Linked DNA regions of Homo sapiens: region 1 is linked to region 2. Evidence: chromatin loops called from intact Hi-C (ENCODE). Cell type or tissue: heart right ventricle. All regions are shown on one strand. Each heading gives the region's core, and the rest is flanking DNA. Links, peaks and the distances in the headings are about the cores only. Region 1 overlaps DNAL4 (dynein axonemal light chain 4). Region 2 holds the start of SNORD83B (small nucleolar RNA, C/D box 83B).

The links. Hi-C counts contacts between places; a loop is a spot of excess contacts. Peaks named below come from ENCODE experiments on the same cell type or tissue, not always from the same donor. Only the 100,000 strongest peaks of a DNase experiment are listed, where the experiment ranks them.
Region 1: a loop joins it to region 2, with 3 times the contacts of the local background. A loop is called at or near these places in 3 of 110 quality-filtered maps.

What each region holds. Positions count from the first base shown.
Region 1 is chr22:38,777,643-38,785,959 of GRCh38, forward strand. DNAL4 (dynein axonemal light chain 4) reads right to left here. Exons shown (of 4, transcript NM_005740.3): 2 at 5,021-5,228; 3 at 3,284-3,367; 4 at 866-1,971. The coding sequence starts at 5,089. The coding sequence ends at 1,807. Among named protein-coding and RNA genes, the nearest start is that of DNAL4, 12 kb to the right of the region's middle. RefSeq lists an enhancer at 2,025-2,525. In heart right ventricle, for the core only: no CTCF peak of the experiment used is centred there; a DNase peak (open chromatin) is centred at 3,599; H3K27ac peaks cover 5,071 bases.
Region 2 is chr22:39,306,311-39,314,627 of GRCh38, forward strand. It overlaps RPL3 (ribosomal protein L3), which reads right to left. Exons shown (of 10, transcript NM_000967.4): 7 at 7,797-7,898; 8 at 7,324-7,419; 9 at 6,881-7,000; 10 at 6,572-6,674. The coding sequence ends at 6,630. It overlaps SNORD83B (small nucleolar RNA, C/D box 83B), which reads right to left and starts at 7,601; the gene lies at 7,509-7,601. RefSeq lists enhancers at 2,264-3,463, 4,382-4,922 and silencers at 3,783-3,992, 4,727-5,188. In heart right ventricle, for the core only: CTCF peaks have their summits at 607 (motif pointing left), 4,761 (motif pointing left), 4,961 and 8,149; DNase peaks (open chromatin) are centred at 615, 870, 2,756 and 4,771; H3K4me3 peaks cover 806 bases; H3K27ac peaks cover 3,570 bases.

The DNA of each region.
Region 1 (8,317 bases), core at 158-8,157, 530 kb before region 2:
TGGATCTTGTTAGTGCTGGACGCTCAGTCTCACAAGGGTGGGACTGGGACTGGGATAAGGACAGGGCTTCAGCTCCCAGACCCATGTATCCTAGGGACCATCTCAGGAGGGCCCCTGTGTGCATGGGAAGGCGGGCTCTCCCCGCTCTCCCCACGCCCGGGGTGTTCACTTCTGAGGCTCGGATTCAGGGGACAACCCCTGAGGGGGCTTCACAGGCCTGCACGTGGCTCCTGTCCTCAAGTCACTTCTCATCTCCTGCGTTTACCCCAAGTGCCTTGGGGTAATGTCTAGTTTTCTGTCCTGAGAGCAGCCCTCTCCCTTGGTAAGATCCCGTTTTCTGTTCAAGCGTCGGCTGTCAGGCCTTACCCCACTGGAGACCCTGTACTCCCCAGGCTGGGCTTGGAGTCCCTCCTTCCTCCTGCCAGAATGCCCCGCCCTATCTTACAATGTTACTTTTCGTATGAGTGAAATGATGGGGCCCATGTCCTCTGCAGTGGACCGAGAGCTCACTGAGGCCAGACCTATGGCTTGTCTTTGTATCCTCAGCTCCTGGGGCCTGACCCTCAGTGGCTATTGAATAAGCATCTGTTGAACTGAGTGAAATTCTGTGGGCCTGAAAACATCTTTACTGTAGCTTAGTCCAGCTGCCAAGCGTATCTCAGTGTCCGTGTGGCCCCATCCAGCTGCACTTGGCCCCCAACCTCAGTGACCTAATGGTGAGAGGGGCCAGGCCATGTCCACTGGGGCTATGCCTGGGCCAGGGGCTTCCAGCAGCCTCACAGTTTAACCAGAAACATCTCTAGGTGCCTGAGCCTGAGGATACTGATCACACCTTCCCCTAACATCAAGAGACTGTAGAATGAGGTCAGTTTTTGGTCATTTTAATTGTAAAAACCAAGACATTTATATAAATAAGACCGCTGTGTAAAATACGATTCACCCTTCTACTAAAACCCTTTTCCCACACTCGAAAAGAACATAGAAAACCCAGCAGAGAGCAGTACAAATCAGCATGCGGTCCCTGATGCGAAGTCGCGGGCAGGCCAGGGTTCCCTGCGGAAGCAGCCTCGTGGTGAGAGCACTCCTGCCCAGGTGTCCCACCAGAGGCTCGGTGACCCCTCGAGAAACTGCCAGGTAGCAGCTCCCACACACCAGCCCCTGGCTCTCAACTGTACGGGTCGAGGAGGGGACGGGAAAGGCTGCTTGGTCCCCACCAAGGCTGGGGGCTGGGGGGGCTGCTGGCCCAGTGAGATGCAGTGGTCTGTTCAGCCTGGGGTCAAGTTGGGGGAAGGGGTTTCTGAGGGGTCAGCACCTCCCCAGAGGACAAGGAGAGAAGCTGCCTGTGTCCCTTGAAAGAATCATCTCCTTCTTGGGGCCATTTTCATATGACCACTAATGACAAGGACGGCCGACACTTCCCGGCAGTACTGGGGATGGCAGGGCAGTGGGGCTCCCAGGATGCAAGGGGAAGGCAGCCCTGGAGAAAGGGGGACTGGCGTGTTCCTGTGCGGAAGATCTCATCTCCCACCTCCTCTACCCTGTCACACCGCCCCACCCCACGTCTCCCACACAGACCCATGCCCGCTGCCCCGTCCACACCCTGAGACTCCGAGGGAGACGGTTGAGAGCCTGGGGATGGAGATGTCAAGTTCACACACTGGGCGTGGCTCAGGAAACTGGTACACAAAGACAAAAAGAAAAGACCCCAACTCTCCTTGGAAAAACCAGGACCTGCCTAGGGCTGCTCCCCACCCCAGATGAGTGGCAGGAAAAGGCCCTGCAGGGGACGGGGCAGGGGACAGAGTGTCAGGAGCACTTCCAGACGCACACAGCCAGGGTGCCCCCGAAGTACAGGTAGAGGAGGTTCTTCACCTCGTGGGTGATCTCAAACCCAAAGCCCTCGCCGATCACCACGTGCCAGGAGGAGCCGAACTTCTTGTCCATTGTCTCTTTGATCATCTTGGCGGCGCTCTGGAAGGAAGAGGGCACTTATCAAGGGGGCGCAGGGCAGGTGGGGGCAGGAGTCAGGTCCTTCTCCAGGAAGGAGAAGGCTGGCACTGAGGTCTTGGCAAGAGAAAGGCCTGCTGTCCTATTTCTCTTGTCCTCCTGCTTCAAAAAGGGTTTCCACGCAGGCCACCTCCTGCCAGGTCTATTACACAGGCACAGAAAACTAGACATTACTCAGCAGTCAAGAAGAAACTGGCTGAGGCGGGAAGGCAAGCATCAGGTCTGGAGATAGCCTGGGGCTGCGTCCTGGCTCTGCACTTAGTGCGGGCTTCCTGGGCCAGTGCCACCTCCCTCAGATGTAACCTGGACAAGCGGGGCACCAGGCAGTCTCAGGACCAACTGGATGGAGAGACCTGGCACCCTGCAGACTGCGAGGTACCTGATGCGTTCAGTGGGCTCTGGGGAGGCGCCGACTACTCCCCTAGTCATGGCCACAGTCGACTTCTTCCTGTGCCTGCTCTTTCAAGACGTGCCCCCTGTGTGAGGAGGTCTAGAGGGGCAGGGACCCCCGCTCGGCAGGGCGAGTCCAGGTGCAGGCGCCTGAGGTACACCAACAGCGCCTCCCACCATGCCAGGTGCCATGCTGGGCACTCTGTCCCCATCGTCTCAGTAAATACATCCTCACAACTGGCCCAGTGAGGAGGCACCATCGCCACCCTCCATTTAAGGACTAGGAAACTGCGCTCAGAGTTGAGAAATGGCTCATTCAAGGGTACAGCTGGGAAGGGCTGAAGCCAGGATCTGAACCTGGGCCTGGCCGACCCAAAGCCTGGGCTCCCACTGGCCAGTGTCTTGCCTCCCCACCGGCTGCCGCAACACTGACTTCTCGCTCTCCCCACCAGATTGATGAATGGCCTTCCTGCGTTGATGCCTGCTGGCCGTATCCCCAACACCTAGAACAGCGCCTGTTCAACACCTTTTTGAATGGATGAGTGAATACATGAATGGATGCCTGGGCAGGCCTCTGTTCACCACTGGGATGGAACCACGGGGAAAGGCACCCTATTCAGCAGCCCACCTGAGGCAGGGAACATGGGCAGGGGCGTCATGGAGACCCCTGTGGCTTTGCTCCTCTAGGGCTGGGTGTGACCGTCAGTGCCTGGAGTCAGCGCCAGCCTCTCACTCACTGACTTTCCCCAGACTGAATGCTTCCAAGGAAGGCTCTGGCCTCATCCTAGCAGTACTGTCTGGAGCCAACTGCAGGGAACAGGGGCCACTTTATTCACCCACAGGGGCCATCAAAAGCACGAGGGGCCGCCTGCACTGCTGGCAATACCTCGTTGTTGTTGGAGAATTTCTCACAGGCTGTGACACATAGCTCCATGGTCTCCACGCGCATCTCCTCTGGCATGTCCGAGTGCTAGAGACAGGGCAGGGGTAACAAACAAGAGACAGGCTTAGCCCGTGACCTGGCCTTCCTGGCTGGCCTCTCTGTCCCAAGCTTAAGGCATGGACAGCAGGTAGCCTCCCTGGCCCAGCCCTGGGCAGGTGACCCATCTCCTGACTGAGGGCCTGCAGCTGGGGCAAAGGCATGGCATGGAGCTGAGCCTCGTGGGCTCTCAAGCCCAGGCTCTCTGCAAGGGCACGAAGCCAGCACCAGGTTCCAGCCAACAGACATGGGAAGAAAGCCGGCTGAGGGCGGAGGGAATGCTGGCTATGGAAGTGTGTTCCGACGGAATCTCACCCCGGAGGCCCGAAGAGGCCGCTGGGCGCTCTCTGGGGCCCCTGGTTTTCCTCCGGCCTTTCCCTCTGCTCCTTCTCCATCGATCTGCTGGATTTCCTTCCTCCTCCCAGCTCCTGGAGGGCCCTGGGCCCCACCTCCACTCTCCCATCTCCAGCGACTCCATCTCTGGGGTCTTGTGTGTTCCGCGCCTGTCTGTGTCCTCTCTGTGGGAGGGCTCCCACACTTCTACCCCCAGCTCTAACCTCTTCTTTGGGCTCCTGACTACTCTGTCAAACTGGCCACTTGACAGCCTCACTTAGATGTCTAAAAATAACTTGATTCCCACAAACCCATCTTCTTCCATCTCCTTTTCCTGGTAATTGATACCATTTTTTCTCCCAATACTCAGGAAAAGACAGACTGTAGCAGCCACCCTGGACTCTCTTGCTCCCATACCCAGTCTCCAATTTGGCAGCAGGTCCTTTGGCCTCTGCACTCACGGAACACCCTAAACCCGACCGCATCTCGCACTCTACTCCGTGAGCCGCACCCAGCCACCCTCATCGCTCTGGGCCTCCACAGCGGCCTCCTCGCTGGTCTCCCCACTTCTGCTCTGGTATCTCCAAATCCATTCTGCTCACAACAGCTGGAGTGAGCTTTTGAAAACCAAACAGATCTCATCACTCCCCTGCTTAAAACCCTTCAGTGTTCCCCCTTCGATTCAGGACAGAACCCACAGTTCTCACCACATTCTTCACTGTGGCTGGCCAGGCCTGTAGGGTCTGGCCCCACTGGTGCTGTTATGTCCTGCCACCCTTCTCAGCACTCCATTCCAGCCATGCTGGCCTTCTCTCTGTGCCTCCAAAATGCCAAGTTCATTCCCATCCCAGGCTTCCCGTGCCTCTGTTTCCCCGGCTTGGCATGTTCTTCCCCAGGTCTTTGTGAGGTTTGCTCTCTGTCTTCAGGTCTCTGATCTGCAAAACCTCTCCAGAAGCTAACCTCTGCTCTCCAGCTCCTTCCACCTGCTTCATTTTTCATTATAGTACTTACTGCCTACGATCATGTTCTTAAAACATGTATTTCATGTGGGCCAGGCCTTCGCCTGTCTCGTTTACCATCCCCACAGTGCCTAGAACAGTGCCCGGCATAGAGTAGGTGGCCCAATACTTGGTGAATGAATGAATGAATGAAACAATGAATCACTGTCAACTCCAAGATGTCTAGGTCTGAGCCAGCAGAGCCCTTCTTAACTTCCTCCCACTGCCATCCTGCAAGGGACAAGCTCCACCCACCTCTCTCCAGGCTGTGTGGGCCCTGCCGGCAGTCCTGCCTCCCTCCCCTGGGGCTTACCCTGACCAGAGGGAAGGTCTGCAGTCGCTTATAATCAGCCTCATCTTTCTTCCCTTCTGTTTCTCCCATGATCCTTCCACTGTGACCACTGGAGGAGAGTGGGGCTTTCAGGAGGTGCTGGGACTGGCAGTTAAGACACACCCAGGAGATTCAGGAAGCAGGCCCTGCCAACTCGGTGGGAGCAGAAAATGTCTTTCCCCGGGGGGTGCTGCAGAAAACAGGAGAAACCAGAAAAAAAGAGCTGGCTTCAAAACCATACATCGCAAATTAGAAATGTCTCAGTAACAATCTGACACCTCCCCATCTTAACTCCTCCGCACCCTTTTCCAAATGGCCAGCAAGTCTGCAGACGGCAGGATGAGTCAACACGAGATGCTGGGACCTGGTTAAGAACACACTGGTACGATGCCGCAAGCCCACACTGTCATTATCAAGACAAATACTGACTGTGGGCCAGGCCTGCAGGATGGAGGCTTGAGCTGGCAGTGAGCAAATGCAGTTTCCCCGCGTACCCACTACATACACGGTCCTTCCCTCCCACTACACACATGGGCCTTCCCTCCCACTACACACACGGGCCTTCCCTCCCACTACACACACGGGCCTTCCCTCCCACTACATACACGGGCCTTCCCTCCCACTACACACACGGGCCTTCCCTCCCACTACACACGCGGGCCTTCCCTCCCACTACATACGCGGGCCTTCCCTCCCACTGCATACACGGGCCTTCCCTCCCACTACACACACGGGCCTTCCCTCCTGCTACACACATGGGCCTTCCTTCCCAGAAGCTGTGCTTAGGAAGGGAAATGTTCAGGTCACCACTGACAGTCTGGGCTTATTGGCAAGCAAGGGGGCCCCTCTGCAGGCCCTGATCTTCAGGGGAATGGGCACGGTGCTGCTCTGTGCCCTCCCTGGCACACCAGGCTCCCTGGTTGTTCTTTCCTACTCCTTCTTGGACCACTGGGTCCTGTCCTGCTGGCCCAGCAGCTGGGAGGCTTGGGTGCTGCTGCTGGTTCAGTCAGTCACCAGCAGTATGGCCCTGGGCCCCAGACTCCTCACCAGTAATGTGGGTACAGTCACATCCATCTCATGCGGCCGTTATGAGAATTCAAAGAAACAGTGCCTGTAAAGCTAAGACAGTGCCAAGCACACGGCAGGCACTCAGTACATGGCTGTTCCCTAACCGACGGGGCTTCTACTAAAGAGACGGGCCTGGACCCGAGATGACTGGCAGCACTCCTGCCAATCCAGGCATTTCTCTTTCATCTTCAACCCAATTTATCTCATAATTCAAAGTTTTTTTTTTTTTTAATCTCAGAAGTACTGACATAAGCGGATACAAATCACCAGGTTGTTAAGCCCTTTTTAATGATTTATATTAGACAACTACAGCAAAATAATGTTATTCCAGCATTTCTCACATTTCCAAATAAATTTCCTTTCACTGCACAGTCATGGAACCCAAAGGTGCCGAGCACGGTAACTAACAGGCAGGTGATGACACGTGACGGCTGTCGGTTTCCTGCCTGTCGGTGTTTCACATGCATTTACACACCTTGTCATCGCAACAACCCCGGGAGTTCGGTTCTGTAGGGACAGAGGCATGAGGCTGGTCAGTCGCTGGCCTGAGGTCACTCAGCTCGTTAGCGACACAGCTAAGGTGTGAATCCAGGCCCGGCTGTCGGCATGGGCACTCCTGACCCCTTGTTCATACGCCTCCTCATGGGCACACAGGAGGCACTCACAAGCATACATCAGCTGCCCACTGGGACAGCTCCTATCATCCTAGAAGGGAGACGAATCAAATATTTGCTCTTCCCCTTTGCTGTCTCTTTCACTTTTTTTTTTTTTTTTTTTCTTGAGACGGAGTCTCACTCTGTCGCCCAGGCTGGAGTGCAGTGGCACGATGTCAGCTCACTGCAAGCTCCGCTTCCCAGGTTCATGCCATTCTCCCGCCTCAGCCTCCCAAGTAGCTGGGACTACAGGCGCCCACCACCACGCCCGGCTAATTTTTTTCTGTATTTTTAGTAGAGATGGGGTTTCACCGTGTTAGCCAGGATGGTCTCGATCTCCTGACCTCGTGATCCGCCCACCTCAGCCTCCGAAAGTGCTGGGATTACAGGCGTGAGCTACCGCGCCCAGCCTGCTGGCTCTTTTTCTAATGTTAACTTGACCCTGGTTTGGCCCAGCCTTGAGCTTTCTGGGCACTCTTTCTGGGCTGTGCTCTTGATTTGATCCCCGCTCCAATGACTCGGTGCCACTCCATTTGGTCGGCTCCCTCGCATGAGGCTGGAAGCCTGGCACAGACCCCCCCCCCCATCCAATGACATTGGTATTTTCTGATTTCCCAGTGGACAGATGGCTCCACTTATCTCATCAATTCTGGGCATTTGTACCACTCAGATGTTAGCAGTTTTTGTTTGTCTCTCTCTACAAGCTGGTGAATTACCAAGCACAATTTCATTGTACTTTCTGGTCAGGTTCCTTATTTCACAAAATTCAGGGAATCATTTTGTCTTTGCTCATGAATGTGAAGGCGTATTTCCAATTCCAGGCTGTCCTCCTAGCCTTACTGCTTCCTCCTCTACCTTTGTCCAGGTGTGACAGAGGTGGCGGCTACACTGATGACAGAAGGAAAAGGGCACACAGTTTGTTTATCTCTGAGAATTTCAAGGGGGAACAATGAAAAATGTGGAAGCAGCTTCTTAGGCATCTTCCACTGAGATGTTTCCATTTGATTCAATTCATCCCGGAGGCTAAAAAGTGCTGGCATGTAGGAGCCAGGAGGGAACCAGGAGCCAGTTGTGGACATGCCACCCTCCAGGAGGTCAGGGTCTGTGACAGCTGCTCTAACATGCAGAATCCTGCTGAGATGTCCCATGACTTCAGAGGTATGACCAAGGCCCATTTCTCAGGAACAACGGGGAAAAGCCAGTGGGAGAGTGACCTGTGCAGCATCTTGCAGAGCTAAGAACTGTGTGGGCCGCAAGCCGGAGTGTGCAGGCATGGAGACCAGCTCTGTCAAAGACGAGCATTCTGCTCACTTCCTTTCTTTGCAGCCGTCAGCAAGTAATTTCACCTAAGCCTTGGTTTCCTTCTCTATGAAACGGGATACTAAATCCTATCTCTGCGTTCTCAGGAAGCTGTTGCAAGCCCCAGGTATGTGTATGTGAGCGATTTGAAACGTTAAAGCTCTCTGCGCTGTTATCACAGTGCTCTCTGCTACCAGCGTTAATCAGCCAGGACTTGGTCACCATGATTCAGCCAAGTTTACTAAGGGCCCTGACTACA
Region 2 (8,317 bases), core at 225-8,224:
AGGTCCTGCCTCTGATTAAATGTATATGAGAAACGCTGGGAATAGTGGTTCCCAGGAAGCAAGAGGGAAGCACTGGGCATTGGGCTGGATCTTGTGTCTGTCACTCCAGATCCTCAAGCCGCCCTTTCACCCACTTCTCTGTGCCCCAGGATGCTGACTTCTGGGGACTATATCAACTAAACTCCCTTGCCACTTCCAGCTGGGTTCAGCCATTGGTGTCACCAGCAGAACAGAAGGTTGGGGTCAGTGCTGTGCTGGTAAATGTCTAACAAGCAGCTCCCTGGAGGAATGGCCCTGATCTCTAGTGTCTGCCTGTTTCCCTGATGTAAATATTCCTGCTGCGGGTGGAGATGGTGTCACAGATGGATGGGGGATGACATGGTGTCTTCATCATAGGCTCTGGTGTTGCCAAGCCAGTGTGTCCATAGGCCCTGGGCCATGGGGGAAGATGGCGTGGCGTGTCAATGTCCAGGTGTGTTCCCAGCTGCTGGCATGAGGATGAGCTGGGGCTTTCACACCAGCTGGTCCTCCTCTGTGCTTGGATCCCCATCTATCAAGTGGGGGTGACAGGCAGCTCCTTGCTGCCCCCTGTTGAGGGGTTTCTGTGCAGTAAGGCACACAGTCCTGCCTGGCCCAGTGCCTGGGGCCCGTGAGTCTTCAGTAACAGCGGCCATGGTGGTGACCATCGCCTGGGTCCCTGCTTATGCCCCGGGCTGGCTGACCAGGCTCAAGGATGGCCTGGGGTGGAGGTCTGCTGGAGAAGCCCACTGGGGAGGAGACAGCGGCCAGTAGGATGGGGAAGTTGGCGAGGCAGCTATCTTTAGTGCCTTCCCTCACAGCCGTTTTCCTCTGCCGGGCTAAGCAGGACTCTGGTGGGGACCGGGTGGGGAGGGGTCACTTCTCCATAGTCACATGAAGCCCAGTGACCTGAAGACCAGCTGTGCAGGCTCAGGGCCCAGCAAGGGTGGGGCTGGCTGTGGTACCGGGCTCCAGGAGACCTCATCCGTAAAGAAGCAGGGGCCCACTGTAGGAGCCTGGGAGAGGGTAGGGGGCCAAGGAGCATTGGGGGTCGCAGTGGCTGCTGGGAAACAGTGTCCCTCCAGTCCTCACCCAGAGCTTTCGCAGCCCTCCTGCACCAGGACAGCGTGGTGTGATGGTTGTGCGCTCGTGTCTGGAGCCTGGATTTTATATCCCCGCCTCGCCACTCCAAGAGTCTGACCTCGGAGACTGTGACTTAACCTTGCTGAGCCTCAATTTCCTCCCTGTGAAAACAGAAGTGATGCCGGGGCTCAGTGGCTCACACCTGTAATCCCAGCACTTTGGGAGGCCGAGGCAGGTGGATCACCTGAGGTCAGGAGTTCAAGACCAGCCTGGCCAACATGGTGAAACCCCATCTCTACTAAAAATACAAAAATCAGCCAGGCGTGGTGGCGTGCCTATAATCCCAGCTACTCAGGAGGCTGAGGCACAAGAATCGCTTGAACTCGGGAGGTGGAGGTTGCAGTGAGCTGAGATCGCGCCACTGCACTCCATCCTGGATAACAGAGTGAGACTCTGTCTCAAAAATAAGTAAATAAATAAATAAGGTAACTCTGGGCTGGGCGAGGTAGCTGAACGCTTTTAATCCCAGCACTTTCTGAGGCTGAGGGGGGAGGATTGTTTAAGCCTAGGAGTTCGAGACCAGCCTGGGCAACATGACAAGACCCACTCTCTACAAAAAATACAAATATTAGGCCGGGCGCGGTGGCTCATGCCTGTAATCCCAGCACTTTGGGAGGCCGAGACAGGTGGATCACGAGGTCAGGAGATCGAGACCATCCTGGCTAACACGATGAAACCCTGTCTCTACTAAAAAATAAAAAAAAATTAGCCGGGCGTGGTGGCGGGTGCCTATAGTCCCAGCTACTCGGGAGGCTGAGGTGGGAGGATTGCTCGAGCCTGGGAGGTCAAGGCTGCAGTGAGCCGTGATCGCACCACCGCACTCCAGCCCTAGGCGACACAGTGAGACCCTGTCTCAAAAAATAAAAATAAGGTAACTCTGAAAAGAGTTGAGTACAAACCTTGGCACACCGTAGGTGCTCAACAAATGAGCCCTCTCCTTCACCCTTGAGGCAGCATTCATTGGCTTTACCGACCCCTGGTAGCCTAGAGTGAGGGTGAAGAGATGCCTGGGCTCACGTCCCAACCCCACCAATCATACAGCATCCCTGGGCAAGTTATTCATCCACAAGCCCCAGTTTCTTACTGTAAAATGTGATCATAACAGAACCTGCCTCAAGGAGTGAGCCTGATGACTTTTTCTCTGTGTGAAATGCTCAGTGCCTAATACAGAGCAAGATGCTCACAATGATTGCCGCCTGCTGTCCCGCGCACTGCCTTGACCTGTGAGTGCTGCTGATTGTGGGTGAGCGGCTGGTGAGGTTGGGCTCTGGATGGTTCCTGGATGCTCCCTTCCTCCCTCACTCTCAGGCCCGTGGAGTTACCGCAGCGCCCCCATTATCTGTGGTTTCACTTTCCTTAGTTGCAGTTTCCAGCAGTCAGCCACAGCCTGAAAATATTAAAGAGAAAATTTCAGAAATAATTCATAATTTGACATTGCATGCCATTCTGAGCAGGGTGATGAAATCATGCAGCGATGATCGTGACTCATTCCTCTGTCCAGCGTCTCCGCGCTGCAGGCGTTCCCGCCCGTGAGTCACTTTGTAGCCCTCTTGGTGATCAGAGAGAAAAAGCCTAATCCACAGAGGGTTCCGTACTATCCGCGGTTTCAGGAATCCACGGGGGGTGTCGGAGGGTAGGGGCTACTGTAATTTCCTGCCTCCCGTGAGGTTTGCATCAGGCAGTCTCCTGTCGGTGGCCTGGCCCGGGCTCCTGAGACTGCTCCTGAAAGGGAAAGGGACTTTGGGCTCCTGGGAACTGCCCAGGAGGCAGGGCAGAGGGACCCCCAGAAGTTGCAGCAAGTAGCTGCATTATCAGCTACGAGGTTGAGAACCAAGGGGAGGAAGGTGAGCTGCCAGCTGCATGGGGCTACATCTGGGTGGGGGGACAGAGACAGAGCAGCACAGCCCCTGCCAGCAAGGCTGTCAACGAAGATCTAGGCAGAGAGCAATTTGGGGTGAGCCCACAAGGTGGCGGCCAGCCACTCACCCCTCTACACCCCGTGGCCATCCCCAGGTGAGCTGAGCGAAGTCCCTGGCTCCGTCACACCTTTTAAGGCAAAGGCAGCTCCCGCCACCACCTCCCTGTTCCCACTTGCTCAGAAATTCCCAGCAGGTATTTTTTCTTTTTTTCAGGAGGAATGGAATGGGACTTCTTGTTCTGTCACCGCAGGATTCCGGCGAGGCCTGTCTAGGGGTTCTGGTGAGAGAAAAGCGTGACAGGAAGCGCATGCCAGCAGGCACTTGGAGATGTACCCTTGGTGACATGCACAGGCACGGCAGCCGCCCCACCCACCACAGGCCTCCGCTCGGGACAGCGGGGCACACGCACAATACAGACGAGGCCCAGAGATGCAGAGACCCCCAACAAACCTTCTCCATGCTAGGGAGACAGGAGATCCAGCTGGGAATGAGCCCATATCATGAAGCCCCTCCCTCAGGAGCTCATACCGGAGCCCAGGAGCCTTGTCCCACCCCAGGGCCTTCGCACTCACCATTCCCTGGCGGGAGTGAGTGTTCCAGCACAGGGCTCCACAGGCAGGACCCTTGATACCTTTCAAATCTCAGAGAGGCCTCCCCGACCCCACCCACATGACTCCATCCCAGTGACCTGTTTTATTTCCTCACAGCCGTCTTCACTTCTAAACTGCCTTTTTTCTTGACAGGATCTTGCTCTGTCACCCAGCCTGGAGTGCAGTGGTGCAATCATGCATGGCTCACTGCAGCCTTGACCTCCCAGGCTCAAGCGGATCCTCCCACCTCAGCCTCCCAAGTAGCTGGGACTATAGGCACGCGCCACCATACCCAGCTAACTTTTAAATCTTTTGTAGAGACAGGTCTCACTAGGTTGTCTCAAACTCCTGGGCTCAAGCCATCCTCCCGTATCAGTCTCCCAAAGTGCTGAGATTACAGACGTGAGCCACCACACACGGCAGGCAAGGAAGGGCTGAGGGGCTGTCAACAGCAAAGGCTCAGCCCCCAGTCAAGCCAGGCTGCCCGTGAGAAAGGCTTTCTGTGCACTTGGGCACATGTGGATAGGTACGGGTGTGATGCCAGCCTCCACTTGCAGCCTGCAGGTGTGTCTGTGGTACTGGGTGCCTATGTGTGTGTCCTGAGCCTGGGGGAAGACAGACAGACTACCCCTAGGGGCCTTTGTTCTTTGCGTCCTGTCATCCTGGCCATACCCAGAACTCGGTACAGAGCCCTGGACAAGCAGCCAGGCTCGGCCAGGACATCTCAGACCAGCAAACCCTTTCCTTTCTGGGCTGGTAGGCAGCGGGGCTCCAGGCCCAGCCTAAGGGATGGGGAAGGGAGGGGACAGGCTGGGACCCCTGCCCAGTCAGCATCCCCACCAGGACGAGATCTAACCATGGAGACTGACAAGAGGCAGCACCCAGGAGACCAGGCAACCAGGTCTCACACCTGGCCCTGCCACTAAGGTGCCTGGTGGCCTTGGGACAATAGGTCATGACCCATTCCAGCTGTGCACTTGACTCCCATGACTGCGGGGCATCCGAAGACCCTGATGCAGAAAGGAACCCTGCCCAATCCAAAACCCCTAGCAGGGCCCTCTTGCAGGGCACGTGCCGCACTCACCCCCTGGTGGCTCCAACCTGAAGTGCAGCTCCAGTCACCTAGGCCCAGGCTGCAGAGCCAAAGATGGGAGGGGCTGCAGGAAGGAGGGTTCTGCCTTGAGACCAACTGCCCCAAGCCAAGCTCAGAAGGAGCTGGAGACTTGCAGGGTGGACAGACACACGTGGGGAAGGTTCCCGCTGCACACAACTCAACTCTGACCTGCCCCTGCCTCAGGACCTACATGGCACTTATCCGCTCTGCACCTGGATGACTTTTTTTTTTTGAGACGGAGTCTCGCTCTGTCATCCAGGCTGGAGTGCAGTGGCGCCATCTCGGCTCACTGCAAGCTCCGCCTCCTGGATTCACGCCATTCTCCTGCCTCAGCCTCCCAAGTAGCTGGGACTACAGGCGCCTGCCACCACGCCAGGCTAATTTTTTTGTATTTTCAGTAGAGACGGTGTTTCACCGTGGTCTCAATCTCCTGACCTCGTGATCCGCCCACCTCAGCCTCCCAAAGTGCTGGATTACAGGCGTGAGCCACCGCGCCCGACCGACTTCAAGATATTTTAGTGCTTCACCCTGCACCCTCAGGTCCACAGGGAGACAGTGACAACTTGGGCATCTCCACAACTGTTCTCCCGCAGTCCCACACACGCCCCGAGCCCACAGGTGCACCCTGCACGCTGATCCTCAGATCCCAGCTATTGCCAATCCATCCGAATAAACAGAGACTCAGACACACAGTTAGGGTCCCGGTGACTAGCAGGCCTGCCAGACACTGCTGGGTGGACAGTCAGCTGGCGCAGCTGGGGACTCTATCCACAAGTAACTCAGCGAGGGATGGAGTACAGCACAGCGCCTGCTCACAGCCACAGCACCTTGAGTCTGAGGGAGCAGCTTCGACAGCATCAGGGGACCTGCATTCCACACCCCGTCCTGGTAGAGCCTAGGTGCAGCTTGAGCAAAGACGGGGAGTCAGCAAGTGGGTCCAAGCACCAGGGTCTGTGCTGGGCTTCACCGAGATCACCGGGCTCCAGGCCAGGTCACAGGGGTCAGTCCAGAGCCTGGGGGCTTCCTTCAGCTTACAGCAGCAGCTGCACCCCAGCATCCTGGGCTCCAGGGACTGAGGGCAGCAGGCACTCAACGTGCAAGTCAAGAAAGCACATAAGTCCCATGCCCGAGGGGGCTGGGGTACAGGGGCCATCTCCAGTGGGAACAGGGACTGCACCAGCCAAGTCCCAGAAGGTAGACCCCAGCCCAGAGGGGACACAGCCCTCTGCCACATGTTCCAACTAGGCTTCCAGCTGCCGAGCCGGGGAAGTCCCTTAACCTCTGTGCCTGTGTTCATGTTCTCCCAGTACCAGACTTGGGGTGCAGATTACAAAAGAACCTGAACAAGCCTTAACTGGAAGCCACCCTTCCCTGGATTAATTTAAAACCAAATGAACTTTTTAAACAAGTAACAAACCCACGGTCTGCCTGCACACCAGCATCAAACGCGCCAGGGAACATCCAGGCCTCCCTGTCTCCTTCTCGTCTCCACAGCACTGGCATCACCCAAGCTGTGCAAACAGCAGAGACCCAGCTGCCTCACCCTGGTGACAAACATTTGCACAATGCCCACTGCTCCAGGCTGGATTTCTACAGCTCAGCTGCAGAACCAGGCCCAGCTTTTACCTCCCTCCAGGGACTGAGGGTGGGGGACAGAGTGGGAGGCCAGAAGGCAAACCCAGCGAAGCTACAGAAAGGAGGGCAGTGGCCTTGGGGAGCACAAGGCACCTCAAGGGCCCCCATCTGCCTCCCCAGTCCCAGCCTCTCTCCTGAAGAAAGAGGCAAGATGTCAGTGGAAAATAACTTTTATTGAGACCCCACCAACTGCAAAATCTGTTCCTGGCATTAAGCTCCTTCTTCCTTTGCAATTCGGTCTTTCTTCAGTGGTCCCTGTGGGGAGAGAGGCAGTGGTCAGAGGTAGAAGATGACAGGTGACAGCAGATGCCCACTCTAGAGGAGACCAAGACTCTGGGCCAGTCTCCACAGCCACAAGAGAGGCCTAAGGCATCAAGACCACCCCTACCCCGGCTGGAGCCAAAGGCAGGCGGCTGCCCAAGCCACCACACCCAGCGAGGGGGGCAGGCAGAGGTGCTCACCATGAATGCTTTCTTCTCCTCCATGGTCTGGAAGCGGCCATGGCCAAACTTGGAGGTGGTGTCAATGAACTTAAGGTCAATCTTCTCCAGAGCCCGCCGCTTCGTCTGCACCAGCAAGGACTATGGGCCAAGAGGGGAAGGGATTTAGGATTACGAGGAGCCAGGCTTTCCTCAGCACTGTTCACAGCGCCCCTGCATCTGGGAAGCCACACGATCAATTCAGCCTCCCCCACCATCCGGCAGATGAGGACACACTCAAAGCAGCAAACAGCCCAGCAAGGCCAGACTGGGAATTTCCTCATCTCAGGACTTCAAAGCCAGTGTGAAAGGACTGCCAACACCCTCTCCTTCCTTTCCTCTCCCACCACAGGGCCACCAGCGTCTGTGGCCTTGGATCCTCCCTCTACAAGAGCCCCCCCATGACAAGTCAGGACCTGCCTCACCTTGCGGAGGGTGAGCACCCGCTTCTTGGTTCCCACCACACAGCCTTTCAGCATGACAAAGTCATTGGTCACTTCACCATAGTGGACAAAGCCACCCTGGAAAACGAGCATCGGATCAGCACAGGCCCAGGAGGGGATTGTCGTGCAGATGACCCCTCCAGGTTCAGGCCCTCCCTGACCACAGGGCTGTTCTCAGAAGGAAGGCAACAAGGAACGGTTCCGCAGTCTGTCTCGGGCGCTGTGCCCAGCGCACATTCCAGGCCTCATCACTGAACAGCTGAGCCTGAGACCCCACTTCTCACCAGCCAACCCCGACGAGTGGACTCAGATGACAACATGCCACTTACAAGGGACACAGCTAGGTGTTGTGTTGGCTTCAGTTAACGATCCTGCTAGCAGCCCCTAGGAAGCAGCCTATCCCCAAAAGCACGAGGCCTGGGATGGCCTCACAGAGCAGAACACCCATTACTTACCAGAGGGTTGATGCTCTTGTCAGATAGGTCATAGTCAGTGGAGGCATTGTTCTTGATCAGCTTGCCGTCCTTGATAAGGTAGCCCTGGCCAATCTTATAAATCTGAATGAACAAGAAGGGTGTAAGGCTGGGGCATTAGGGACAAATAACCCAGACATGCCAGTGTGCTGACCTGCAAAGCACGCTAGAAGGCAGCTGAGGCCTCAGTCCCAGTCACAGCGTATCCCAAGGTCAGAGCAAAAAGCTGGCTGGCCCTCCAGGTTCCTTTCTGTAAGGCGGCTGGGCTAAAACTAAAGATCCTGCTGTACAACACAGGCCTGTCACCCCCCTGGTGGTGGCATCAGGGACCAATAAGACTAGTATCCCCAGCCACACCAGTCAGCCCCACCACAGCCACTCTACAGGATGGCACCTTACAAATCATCAAGATGGGCCAGAACTGACCATGAGAAGCAAGCCACTGATGTCCACGTGATGCATAAGCTACAGTCAGTGAAGCAGCACTGACAGGCACAGAAACC